Regions from separate parts of the Homo sapiens genome. Here all the other regions are linked to region 3. The links are chromatin contacts, found by Hi-C or POLR2A ChIA-PET in ENCODE. All regions are on one chromosome and are shown on one strand. Each heading gives the region's core, a stretch centred on a gene start or an enhancer-like site at or near the end of the contact. The rest is flanking DNA. Distances are from core to core; before and after follow the strand shown. Region 1 holds the start of EFCAB10 (EF-hand calcium binding domain 10). Region 2 holds the start of SRPK2 (SRSF protein kinase 2). Region 3 overlaps KMT2E (lysine methyltransferase 2E (inactive)).

Region 1 (3,658 bases), core at 188-2,687, 470 kb before region 3:
TCGCAGTGTAGGAGATGAAGAGACTGTGGAGTTTGATGTTGTTGAAGGAGAAGAGGGTGCGGAGGCAGCAAATGTTACAGATCCTGGTGGTGTTCGAGTTCAAGGCGGTAAATATGCAGCAGATCGTAACCATTATAGACGCTATCCACGTCATAGGGGTCCTCCACGCAATTACCAGCAAAATTACCAGAACAGTGAGAGTGGGGAAAAGACCGAGGGATCGGAGAATGCTCCCGAAGGCCAGGCCCAACAATGCCGGCCCTACCGCAGGCAAAGGTTCCCACCTTACTACATGCGGAGACCCTATGGGTGTCGACCACAGTATTCCAGCCCTCCTGTGCAGGGAGAAGTGATGGAGGGTGCTGACAACCAGGGTGCAGGAGAACAAGGTAGACCAGTGAGGCAGAATATGTATCGGGGATATAGACCACGATTCCGCAGGGGCCCTCCTTGCCAAAGACAGCCTAGAGAGTACGGCAATGAAGAAGATAAAATCAAGGAGATGAGACCCAGGGTCAGCAGCCACCTCAACGTCGGTACCGCAGCAACTTCAATTACCAACGCAGATGCCCAGAAAACCCTAAATCACAAGATGGCAAAGAGACAAAATCAGCCAATCCACCAGCTGAGAATTCGTCTGCTCCCGAGGCTGAGCAGGGCGGGGCTGAGTAAATGCCGGCTTACCATCTCTACCATCATCCGGTTTAGTCATCCAACAAGAAGAAATATGAAATTCCAGCAATAAGAAATGAACAAAAGATTGGAGCTGAAGACCTTAAGTGCTTGCTTTTTGCCCGTTGACCAGATAAATAGAACTATCTGCATTATCTATGCAGCATGGGGTTTTTATTATTTTTACCTAAATATGTCTCTTTTTGGTAATAACAAACGTGTTTTTTTTAAAAAGCCTTGTTTTTCTCAATACGCCTTTAAAGGTTTTTAAATTGTTTCATATCTGGTCAAGATGAGATTTTTAAGCACTTTATTTTTAATTTGTAATAAAAGTTTACAACTTGATTTTTTCAAAAAAGTCAACAAACTGCAAGCACCTGTTAATAAAGGTCTTAAATAATAATAATAAAAAGAACTCTCCACTGGGCACCCTCAAAATTGCACAAGTTCCTTCTGTTATTAGTTCATGCTGAGTTGTGATGCCAGCACTTCAAGCCTTGTTAATCATTGGATCAACAAGTACCGAGCTAGGTGCTAGAGAGAGATGGAAAAAGGCACCTGGGCCCAGCCCTAAGCCTGGATCGCGGACAGTGACGTTGGTCCACACCTCACCTGCCCTCTCTGCCCTGCTACATGCCCCAGGCTTGCCCTGAACCGTGAGCTCTAGAAATTCCAGGTCCGGGTCGCAGCCACAGGGCAGTCAGGCGTGTCACGTGACCGCGCCGGGTAGAGGGAGACAGAGTCGCACGGCTGAGACGCCAGGCAGTCGCCTAGCAACAGCGGGACGCGGAGCGATGGAGACCAGCAGCAGGGAGCTCCAAGCCGCGGAGTATTTGGAAAAGCATCAGATCAAGGAGGTGGTTAGCTACCTCACCAGCGCCCTCCTTTTCTTTCGGCCGGGTAAGGGCCCCCATGCCCCGGTACAGCCATACCTCCATGTGGGGTTCGCTTCCCACACGAAACCCCCCTCTTACACATTCGCTTTCCACTGCCTCCCAGCCACGTGAGCCCTTCTGCTGTTGATTAACTCTGCGGCCTTCAATAAAAGTCCCTCAGGCTGCAGTACAATGGCGTGATCTCATTTCACTACAACCTCCACCTCCTGGTGGCGATTCTCAGGGGCGATTCTCCTGCCTCAGCCTCCTGAGTGGCTGAGATTACAGGCGCCCGCCACCATGCATGGCTAATTTTTGTATTTTTAGTAGCGACAGGGTTTCGTCATGTTGGTCAGGCTGGTCTCGAACTCCTGACCTCAGGTGATCTGCACGCCTCGGCGCCTCAAAGTGCTGGGATTGTAGGCGTGAGCCACCGCGCACGGCCAAAGTTTTTAATCTGGCAACTAAACAATTGATAGGGTAGGATAGAAGATGTTCTAGAGGGGATCGCTTTTCCTGACTTTTTTTACACATCTGAACCCCCTACAAAATTTGAATCGTTTTGTAATTTGGGAGTGGTGTGTCATTTAAAAGTTATATTTAGGTGAAAATGGTTTTATGTCCTCCCCAGGGTGCAGAATTGTAATTTGCCGACCTCCATATGGAGCGTCCGAAATGCCAAAATTGTCCATTTGCTTCTGTGTAAGGAAGTGGAAATACCAAACATTCCAATTTTGCCAAAAAACACCCAACCAATATCATGTATAGGAGACAGAGTTCTTGCTAGTTGTTTTAAAGTATTAAAACAAATATTAGAAAGAAAAAAAAAGGCCGGGCACGAGATGGCGCCACTGCAGCCTGGGCGACAAAGCGAGATCCTATCTCAAAAATAAAAATAAAAATAAAAAATAGGCCAGGAGCAGTGGCTCAGGCCTGTAATCCCAGTACTTTGGGAGGCCGAAGCGGGTGGATCACTTGAGTTCAGGAGTTTGAGACCAGCCTGGCCAACATGGTGAAACCTCGTGTCTGCTACAAATACAAAAAATTAGCCGGGTGTGGTAGCGCATGCCTGTAATCCCAGCTATTCGTGAAGCTCCTTGGGGGCGGTGACTCACGCCTATAATACCAACGCTCTGGGAGGCTGTGGTGGGCAGATCACTTGACTTCAGGAGTTCATAGACCAGCCTGGGCAACATGGCAAAACCCCATCTCTATTAAAAATAAAAAAACTTAGCTGCACGTGGTGGTGCGTGCCTATAATCCCAGCTACTCAAGAGGCTGATGTGGGAGGATCACGTGAACCTGGGAGGCGGAGGTTGCATTGAGCGGAGATTGCTACTCAAGCCAGGTGACAGAGTAAAACACCTTCTCAAAAAAAAAACTAAAAATAAAGACAAATGTTAATTTTCTTCATCATAACAAGGGATATATTATGTTACATTCGTTATATAAAATATTTGTCAACATTTATTTTTAAATTTCATTTTTATTGAAGTGGATGTATGGGGTTTAAAAATTGAAAAGTACTCCAAAGCTTATAATAACAGCATTCCTGTTGCTATCCCCAGCTTCTGCACAGAATAATTTCAACTCTTTTAGCAATATTCTTTGCTATTTATCTTGAGATTTCTAAATAACAGGCCTATATTGCTGCTGCTTAATGTTTTTCCCTCTAGGTTAGATACTAGCTTTATGCTGTGGAAGATGAAAATGCGCCTTTCTTAAACACACACCTCATACACCTGTTCCCACTCACACCCATCTTCCAGATAAATTTAGATCACAATTTTGATATCCTCAGTATTCAGAATTTTTAATATTGTTAGGCAAGTATCTATAATCCTTATAGTATGCTGATTATATTTCCCTTGTTGTTTTCCCTGGTTAATAATATATTTACATTTTTGGCTTAAATTTGTGTGATCATCACTAATTCATCCATACCCTCTTTTGCCACAGTACAGCTGTCCTCTCATTACATTTGCATTCATTGGGTAATTACCCCCACCACCACCACCCAAACCCCGTACCCCCAGCTGTGTGTCTTCCTGCTCCAGTCTGGACTGATAGCTACACAGTGGTTATTCACGGCTTCCCCTCACTCTGATCCT
Region 2 (4,034 bases), core at 1,321-3,820, 280 kb before region 3:
GCTCATGCCTGTAATCCCAGCACTTTGGGAAGCCAAGGAAGGTGGATCACCTGAGGTTGGGAGTTCGATACCATCCTGACCAACATGGAGAAACCCCAGATCTACTAAAAATACAAAATTAGCCAGGCGTGGTAGCACATGCCTGTAATCCCAGCTACTCGGAGGGTTGAGGCAGGAGAATCACTTGAACCTGGGAGGCAGAGGTTGCGAAGAGCTGAGATCGTGCCATTGCACTCCAGCCTGGGCAACAAGAGCGAAATTCCATCTCAATAAATAAATAAATAAATAAATAAATAAATAAATAAATTTTATAGTCATCCTAGTAGGTGTGAAGTAGTAGCTCATTATAGTTTTGCTTTGTATTTTCCTAACAACTAATGATGTTAATTCTCTTGTCACATGCTAGTTTGGTCATTTGCATGTCTTTGGAGAAATGTCCATTCAAATCCTTTGCTCATTTTTCATACAGACTTCTTAAATACAGAGGGAAAAGGTACCTGTATCTTGGAGAAATAATTAACTGTAACATCACCAGTAATGGAACAAACTGACATCATATTTTGATGCACTAAGATGAATACAACATCATCTATAGTATAGCCAACAAAATTGTTTAACTTGAATCTAATCATAGGGAAACAGACAAATCCAAAACAGGGAACATTCTGCAAAATGGTGGAACTGGATTCTTCAAAAAAGTCAATGTTATAAACAACAAAACAAAACAAAACAAAAAAAGGCTGGGTGCCGAGGCTCAGGCCTGTAATCCTAGCACTTTGGGAGGTTGAGGTGGGTGGATGACCCGAGGTCAGGAGTTCGAGACCAGCCTGGCCAATAGGGTGAAACCCTGTCTCTACTAAAAAAAAAAAAAAAAAAAAAAAAACAAAAACAAAAATTAACTAGATGTGGTGGTGTATGCCTGTAATCCCAGCTACTCGGGAGACTGAGGCAGGAGAATGGCTTGGACCCGGGAGGCTGAGGTTGCAGTGAGCTGAGATTGCGCCACTGCACTCCAGCCTGGGTGATAGAGTGAGACTCCATTTCAAAATAAATAAATAAATAGAAAGAAAACCAAAACACAAAACCAAGAATGATTCTAGACTAAAGGTGTTTAAAAAGACATGACAATTAAATGCAACGGATGATCCTTAATGGTAGACTAATTGGGAAAAAAAGAAAATCAGCGACAAGGGATATTACTGGGATATTTTGCAAAATTGAATATATATGGCCTGTATGTTACAGATGATTACATTGTATTAGTATGAAAGTTTCTTGGAGTGATCATGGAATTCTGATTATGTGGGAGATTATCTTTATTCTTAGTAGATATGTACTGAAATATTTAGGGATAAAGGGTAACAGTGTCTACAAAAACTCAAGTGATTCAGCAAAATAAACCATACACACAGACACATAGATAGCAAATGTGGCAGAATGTTAAAAATTGGTGAATATGGGTTAATTTGGCTGTTAATTGTATTTTCCTTGTAACTTTTCTATAGGGTTTGATATTTTTTTGAATATAAAAAGTTAAGGACTCTTCAAAATCCAAGCAGAGTTTCCCGTTCTGATTTATCATCCTTAGTGTAAGCCACCTTGTCAAAGATACAGTTGTGTGACCAATGAGGGAGTTAATAGTCAGAATGCGTATCTTTCAAAAACTATTGTAATTATTTACATAAATAAGAGAACATTGCAGTTATCTTTTTGTGTCACTATCAACTTGATTCACATCTTTTGTAGGCAGCCTGATAAGGTGGTTTGTCGACGGCCAGGCCTGAATTTCGATCCTGGCTGGTTAAACTTTTTAACCTCGTTGGGACTCAGTTTCCTCATTGTAGGATGCAGAAAATAACTACTTGGTGTGATTGTTGTTTTGAATTGTTATACACCTGGTGTTTACGGAAGCGAGTTTCAATTCATGTGCAAAACCTTTGTCCTACCTTGAATGCTATCTGTATCTTTTCCTTCATTAAACTCATGCAATCCTGGAGGGCACTTAGAGGTGGGAGAGAAAATGACTTCTCCAAGGTCACACCGCTAATCGCGGACCCAGGTTTCCCAGCTTTTGGTCGTGTGCCCTTTCCACGCCTGCCGGAGAGGAGGAAGCGGCGCTCATGGGGTTGCAAGGATGTAGAGGAGCAAAGGGAGAGAAGAGGCCGCGGGAAGAGAGGTGGTGCGAGACCCGCGGAGGCGCCGGCCAAGGACGGGCGCATGGAGCAGCGGGCGGCGCGACCGGCCGGGGTGCGGAGGGGAGAGGCCGCGGCGGGGAGGGAGGGTCCCGCGGGTCCGGTGCCCGGGAGAGGCGGGCGGCCTGGGCCAGCCGCAGGATCGCAGGAGGCGGAGGCCCGGGCCGCGGGCTGGGGTGGGGGAGGCCGAGGGCCAGCGCGGCCATGGGCGGCGGCCACTTCTGCACAGGTGGGTGGGGCGGGGGCGCGGGGCGCTGGGCGCGCGGCGCTGGGGTCCCGACCCCCGGGGCCGGCGGGTGGGGGCGGGGCGGGGGCGGGGCCGGACGGGGGCGGGTCTTGCTGGGTCCCTGCTGGAGCGGCGGCGGCGGCGGCGGCGCAGGCGCGGTTCTCGTCTCCTCCCGGCCGGCGGAGCGAGTGGAGGCTGCAGCCCAGCTCGTCTCGGCGCCCGCGTCGCCGTCGCGAAGCCCCCCGCCCCGCTTCCGCCGCGTCGGAATGAGCTCCCGGAAAGGTGAGTGGCCCGCGGCGCGCCCTCTCCCCGCCACGCGGCCAGCCCGGGCGGGCGGCCCGACCGTTAATGTGTGTCTTCTCTTCCCCAGTGCTGGCCATTCAGGCCCGAAAGCGGAGGCCGAAAAGAGAGAAACATCCGAAAAAGTGAGTCCACGCTGCGCCTGTCCCCGTTCCCCACCCCCGCCCCGTCGGGGGCGCCCGCGGCCGCGCAGGGGAAAGTTGTCCGGGTCCCCGGGCCGGCGGGCGGGCTGGTCCCCCGGGACGCTGGCGCTCGGCTCCTGCCCCCGGCGGGCGGCCCGGGGGGAGGGGCGGCGGCGGGGGAGGGGCGCGCGGGCCGCGGCCGGTTCCCTAGCATCACGGAGCCTCGACCCCGCGACCTCCCGCCCCGGGTCGCCACCGGCCGGCGGGCGGGAGGCCGGCGGAAAGGCGCCGGGCAGGGCGTGCGCACCCGTCCCTTGCCCGCGAGCTGGCCCGGGGGTCGCGGCCCTTTCCGGAAGGGGCCCCGGCGTCTGCCGCTGGGCTCCGGCCCGCCCGCTGCGGGAGTGCAGCGGCTGCGTTGCTCCCACCTGAGCCGCGGGCCGAGGAGGCGGAGGGGCCGAGTGTGCGGGAGGGCGTGTGTCTCGCCTCCCCTTCCTCCCCGGCCCCCGCCTGTCGGCCTTTCTGCTGAGAACCTAAGCTGGTTGTCAAGTGGTTTGCCTCGGGCGTGTTCCTGGCGCGAGTTCAGCCCCGAGACCTGTGCGTTTCGGCTCTCGGGTTTGGATTCGAAACTTTCCGCTCGGGTTGAGCGTGACTTGGGTGCGCTGCGGGCGCCGGGGTCGCGGGCTGCGCAGGGCGGTGGGCGTGTGCGCGGGAGCCGGTCGGAGTGGAAAACGCGCCCGTGGCGGCCACCTCCAGCCTGGCCGCTCACCCGAGCAGGGGGGCCGCTGCCCAAGAACCCTTTCCTGGAGAGCTGCTCCGAGACCGCACAGCGCCGCCGCGTCTTCTCCTTTTCCACTCCTCTCTCCTAATTTTTTTGATTTACCAGCGTTCGACATCGTTATCTCTTCCTCTAGATTAATTGCTTCGCTCTTTTGAGCAAGAATACTCTGTGTGGCATCTTTGGTACTGTGGGGAACGAGAATCCAGCATTATCTTTAATAAAATCCAGAAACATTTTTGGTTGTTTCCTTTGAGGGGTACGTCGCAGCACGCTCACTTTTTTCCCCTTCTCGTTGGCCTTGGTCCTTCAGTTTCACAAAATGTGGATAGTGACTTAAAAATACCTTAAAAAAAAAAAAAAAAGAAAAAACCATTAGAGTAAGGGGAAAGCACTTCCTAAAGAGTTGAAGAACTAAT
Region 3 (3,680 bases), core at 875-3,374:
TCTCTGATGCACAGAATTTGTATCCTGTGCCAAATTATGTCAGGTAATTGGATGATGAAAAATATGTTGATTGATAAAACAGTATCATTATTATTGGATGTACTTACTGAATCCTCAGAGGTAGAAGACAAAGGCTGGGAAATTTTTAATTTTTTGAAGATTAATAATTAATAACTAACTAGCATTTTATATTTTAGCAATAAAAACGTTCACTTAAGAGGCCATTTTCATTTCACTGAGAGATCTAGGAATAATGCCTTTTTTCTTTAGTTTTTACACCCAAGACAAATTTTCCTGTTTTGGGCAAACTACCCATATTTTCAAACAGTTGTTGTACCTTGTATTCAAGAACTACTGTAATGCATTAGTGGTCTGGCTTCATTTTGTATGATGCCAGATCCTTAATTTACCCAGCACAATCATTTCAGTAGTTTCCTATGGCTCCTGCAAAAATGCAAACAGAAACCACCACAGGAACAGCCCCTTGCTGCCTCCTGTTGCTGAGGTAGTAGTCGCTAAAGAAAATTGAAGGCTCCTTACAATCTATATTTGAAAACTAGAACTTCTGTAGAAACACACAGATCCCGATCTTAGAAGTTGTACAGGACAATCTGGTAAAACTGACATAATTGTGATTTATTAACATGAATTAAAATGCCCAACCAGTGCTTCAGTGTGACAGTATATTTAAAATAAAAAAGAAATTAAAGGTCATATACTGTACTACTTTCACAAAGATCACACAGTTTTGCAAAAGACTTGTCATATGTACAATGCTATATATCAAATGAGAAAAGCTGTAAGCAATTATATACGCAAAAGAAATGCAGTATTTACAGTTTGTCAGGAGACATTAGAAATCATCTATACATTAAATTACATTTTGCTTGCAAATAACTGGTAAAACAAAATGAGCCATGTCCACACCAAAATATAAAAATCTGTATTGCATTTTTATACCTAAGATGCATTCACAGAACTGCTGCTGACAGGAAAGAAAAAAAAAATCCTCATAGTGCCATTACTTAGCTGAGTACTTAATGTGTATGTATAAAATAATAGAACATTCACTAAATGAATTTAACTAAAAAAAAAAAAAAGATCATACAGCATCAAATCAGCATCAGATCTGCCAGAAAAAAACAGCTGGAATGTTCACTTACAAAATAAAGATACCTAATACTGGCTTAACAGCACATTTTTTAAAGGAATTTTAAAAAGCAAAAATGAGAAAAATACAACGAAAGAGCACTGGTGTTTTTTATACAAAGGTTCATGTACAAGCTTTAAAAAGTACCTTAACAGGTACATATGAAATATACAGTTTATCTTACAGAACATTTAAAAAAATGTTTTTGGAGTCCATTTTAATGCCACCCTGACCCATGGTAATTGTTTTGAAATGTTGGTGGCACCTGTGCTCTGTGAATTGGAATCTGTCCAGGCACTGGAGATGCCTGCTGAGGTCCTTGAACCCCATGTGGCAGGGCCACAGAGCCAGGATGAGGACAGAACCCTGAAGCAGTAGGTGTTGGAATACTGTTTGGTCCTTGGGGCTGGAGATGAGGACCTGTGACAGGTAATGGACAATGTGGCCCTGTTCCAGAAGGCTGGTGCTGGGGTCCCGGTCCCAAAGTGGTATGATGTGTAGCTTGTGAGGGATACGGTGGTACAGTTGGATGAGCACTCGAAGGAAAAAGTGGAGGTCCTTGATGAGGTGGGTGGTGTAAGGCTTGAGCTGATGTGGTATGATGCCCAGAAGCCAAAACACTGGAAGGTGGCGGCGGAGGGGGTGGTGGGGGTGCTGAATTTACAACATGCTGGTGTTGTGCTTGTAGACCTTGGAGTCCTGTGGATGGATGGGGTGGTGGATGGTGATGAGGGGCAGGACCAGGAGGGGGTGGGGGTGGGGGTAAGTGGTGTCCAGCAGTTTGAGAATGAATATGCGACCCAGGGGTGACCGCATGAACAGGCCCTACTACATGTGCTACAGAGTGTTGCTGATGGGAATTCGGCTGTTGTACAAGGTGCGGTCCTGGAGCAGGTGGTGGTGGAGGAGGAGGGGGGACTACGGCAGCAGCAGTTTGATGGTGAATGGTAGGGTTCTGAGAGGGCAAAAAATGCCCTGGAGTCACGTGGTGTCCTGGAACTGTTTGCTGGCTTGTGGTGCCAGGAAGTGCTTGATTTGGTCCTGATGTAAACACAGTTTGTTGAGAAAGACTACCTTTGAGCTGATTATAATTCTGAAAGTTTGCAGAGGGCTGCTGGTTTTGATAGTAAGACGAAGAAGGAGGTGGAGGAGGTGGAGGGGGTGGTGCCGTGCTGTTCAGACTTTGTTGGTTAAACTGACTGTATGTTGCTGAAGATTGTCCTGAGGGTGTCTGTGTAAATAATGTTCCAGAAGTTGCCTGCTGAGTATTGGCTGGAAGGTTCTGTGCTGCTGGATAAAAGTTTCTTTGAGGCTCTCGCTGAGGTGTTCCAACTTGAGGTGACTGTGAATGATGAGGCCTGTAGGGAGATCCTAACTGCTGTGAAGGAGGCTTTGGTGAAAGATAACCATGCTGTACAGGTGTGTGAGGCGTGGATGACTTTGGAGGATTTTCTAGGTGAGGTGATGGAGGACAGTGCAACTTTGTTGGCACAGAAGGCAGCTTTTGTGAAAGTTGCTCAGATGAATTACGAACGTGTGTCTGAGGAGGATGATTCTTTGAAAGTGCTTGGTTGTTATTTGATAGCTGTTTTTGTTGGAGCTCTGTTTTTAGGTGAACACCATTTTCAGCTTCGGATGCACTAACTGTGGAGTCCCATTGGGGATCTGGTTTTGTGAATATTTTCCCGTGTGCTTGAGCAGGAATTACAGATCCAGGTGAACCAGGCTATGAAGAGAAAACAAATTATATACATTCAAGGAACATTTTGTGTACCTTGAGGTTTATTCTTGTTGGTATTTAATACTACCTAAATATTAATTTTAATGGGGGGCAGGAAATAACATCCTGGATACGTCAATTATGGAGGCTTGGGATGTTAAAAGGCCAATATTTTTCAGTTGTTCCAAAAAGTTATGAGCGTGAGCTTAAAGTGAATTCTCTGGGTTAATTTTTATTGAAGACAAGTTGAGGAAATAATTTTCTTTCACTTTACTCTGCCTTTTTACCCCTAAGCAATGAAACCTGTTTTTGAGCCTCACTCTGAAGAACTCCAATAGCAAGTTTCAATTTTATAATTGAAATTTCTATACCCAACCTAAGGATAAATTGATTTGGGTAAATGAACTTGCTCCCTCAAACCATTTTGATTTTTAATACCTTTTCATTTTCCTTGTACACTGTTCAGATATAAATAAACCAAGTATAAGACTGTTTAAATGTCAATCATCAAAAAAAGATAAATCTCACATTCCTTGTCTTTAGTTTCCAATGATTTACATGCCATACTAGATTATTACATCTTCATGAACCAGGATGAAGATGTCATTCCTTTTAAATGATAAAATGACCTTTTGTTTTTAGATAATTGGATGGTTAAGAATTTCATGACAAGGCTATGAATTTCCTGGACACCACTAGAATAGAGGTGGAACATTTGAAGAAAATGTAAGCTGTTGAAGTGTGCTTAGAAAACTTGAATGTTTGGTCAGAGTTATCCATCACATGTTCAGTAAGAAGAACAAACAGTAG

The links. A loop is a pair of places that touch in the nucleus more often than their neighbours do. ChIA-PET counts read pairs that join two places held with the same protein, here RNA polymerase II (POLR2A). Pooled maps may share reads with other maps.
Region 1: a map with no recorded cell type shows a loop between it and region 3 (2.4-fold over the local background). The contact joins the promoter of EFCAB10 here to the enhancer-like site in region 3. A Hi-C loop is called at or near these places in 8 of 37 single-sample maps with no recorded cell type and 6 of 50 pooled maps.
Region 2: a loop to region 3 is called in a pooled map, with 2.3 times the contacts of the local background. The contact joins the promoter of SRPK2 here to the enhancer-like site in region 3. A Hi-C loop is called at or near these places in 6 of 50 pooled maps. POLR2A ChIA-PET finds 5 or more read pairs at or near these places in 6 of 52 experiments (BJ, K562, MCF 10A and 3 more).

What each region holds. Positions count from the first base shown.
Region 1 is chr7:105,579,272-105,582,929 of GRCh38, reverse strand. It overlaps EFCAB10 (EF-hand calcium binding domain 10), which reads left to right and starts at 1,437. Exons shown (of 5, transcript NM_001355526.2): 1 at 1,437-1,572. The coding sequence starts at 1,467. It also overlaps the pseudogene YBX1P2. RefSeq lists enhancers at 1,022-1,532, 1,533-2,045.
Region 2 is chr7:105,387,457-105,391,490 of GRCh38, reverse strand. SRPK2 (SRSF protein kinase 2) reads left to right here and starts at 2,570. Exons shown (of 16, transcript NM_182692.3): 1 at 2,570-2,700; 2 at 2,789-2,843. The coding sequence starts at 2,685. RefSeq lists silencers at 2,200-2,369, 2,470-2,519, 2,530-2,599, 2,630-2,759, 3,100-3,219 and 1 more.
Region 3 is chr7:105,111,021-105,114,700 of GRCh38, reverse strand. KMT2E (lysine methyltransferase 2E (inactive)) reads right to left here. Exons shown (of 27, transcript NM_182931.3): 27 at 1-2,876. The coding sequence ends at 1,368. Among named protein-coding and RNA genes, the nearest start is that of KMT2E, 99 kb to the right of the region's middle. Within about 2 kb of position 2,124, at least 3 of the 41 ENCODE cell types and tissues checked have a DNase peak (open chromatin) inside an H3K27ac peak, as active enhancers do.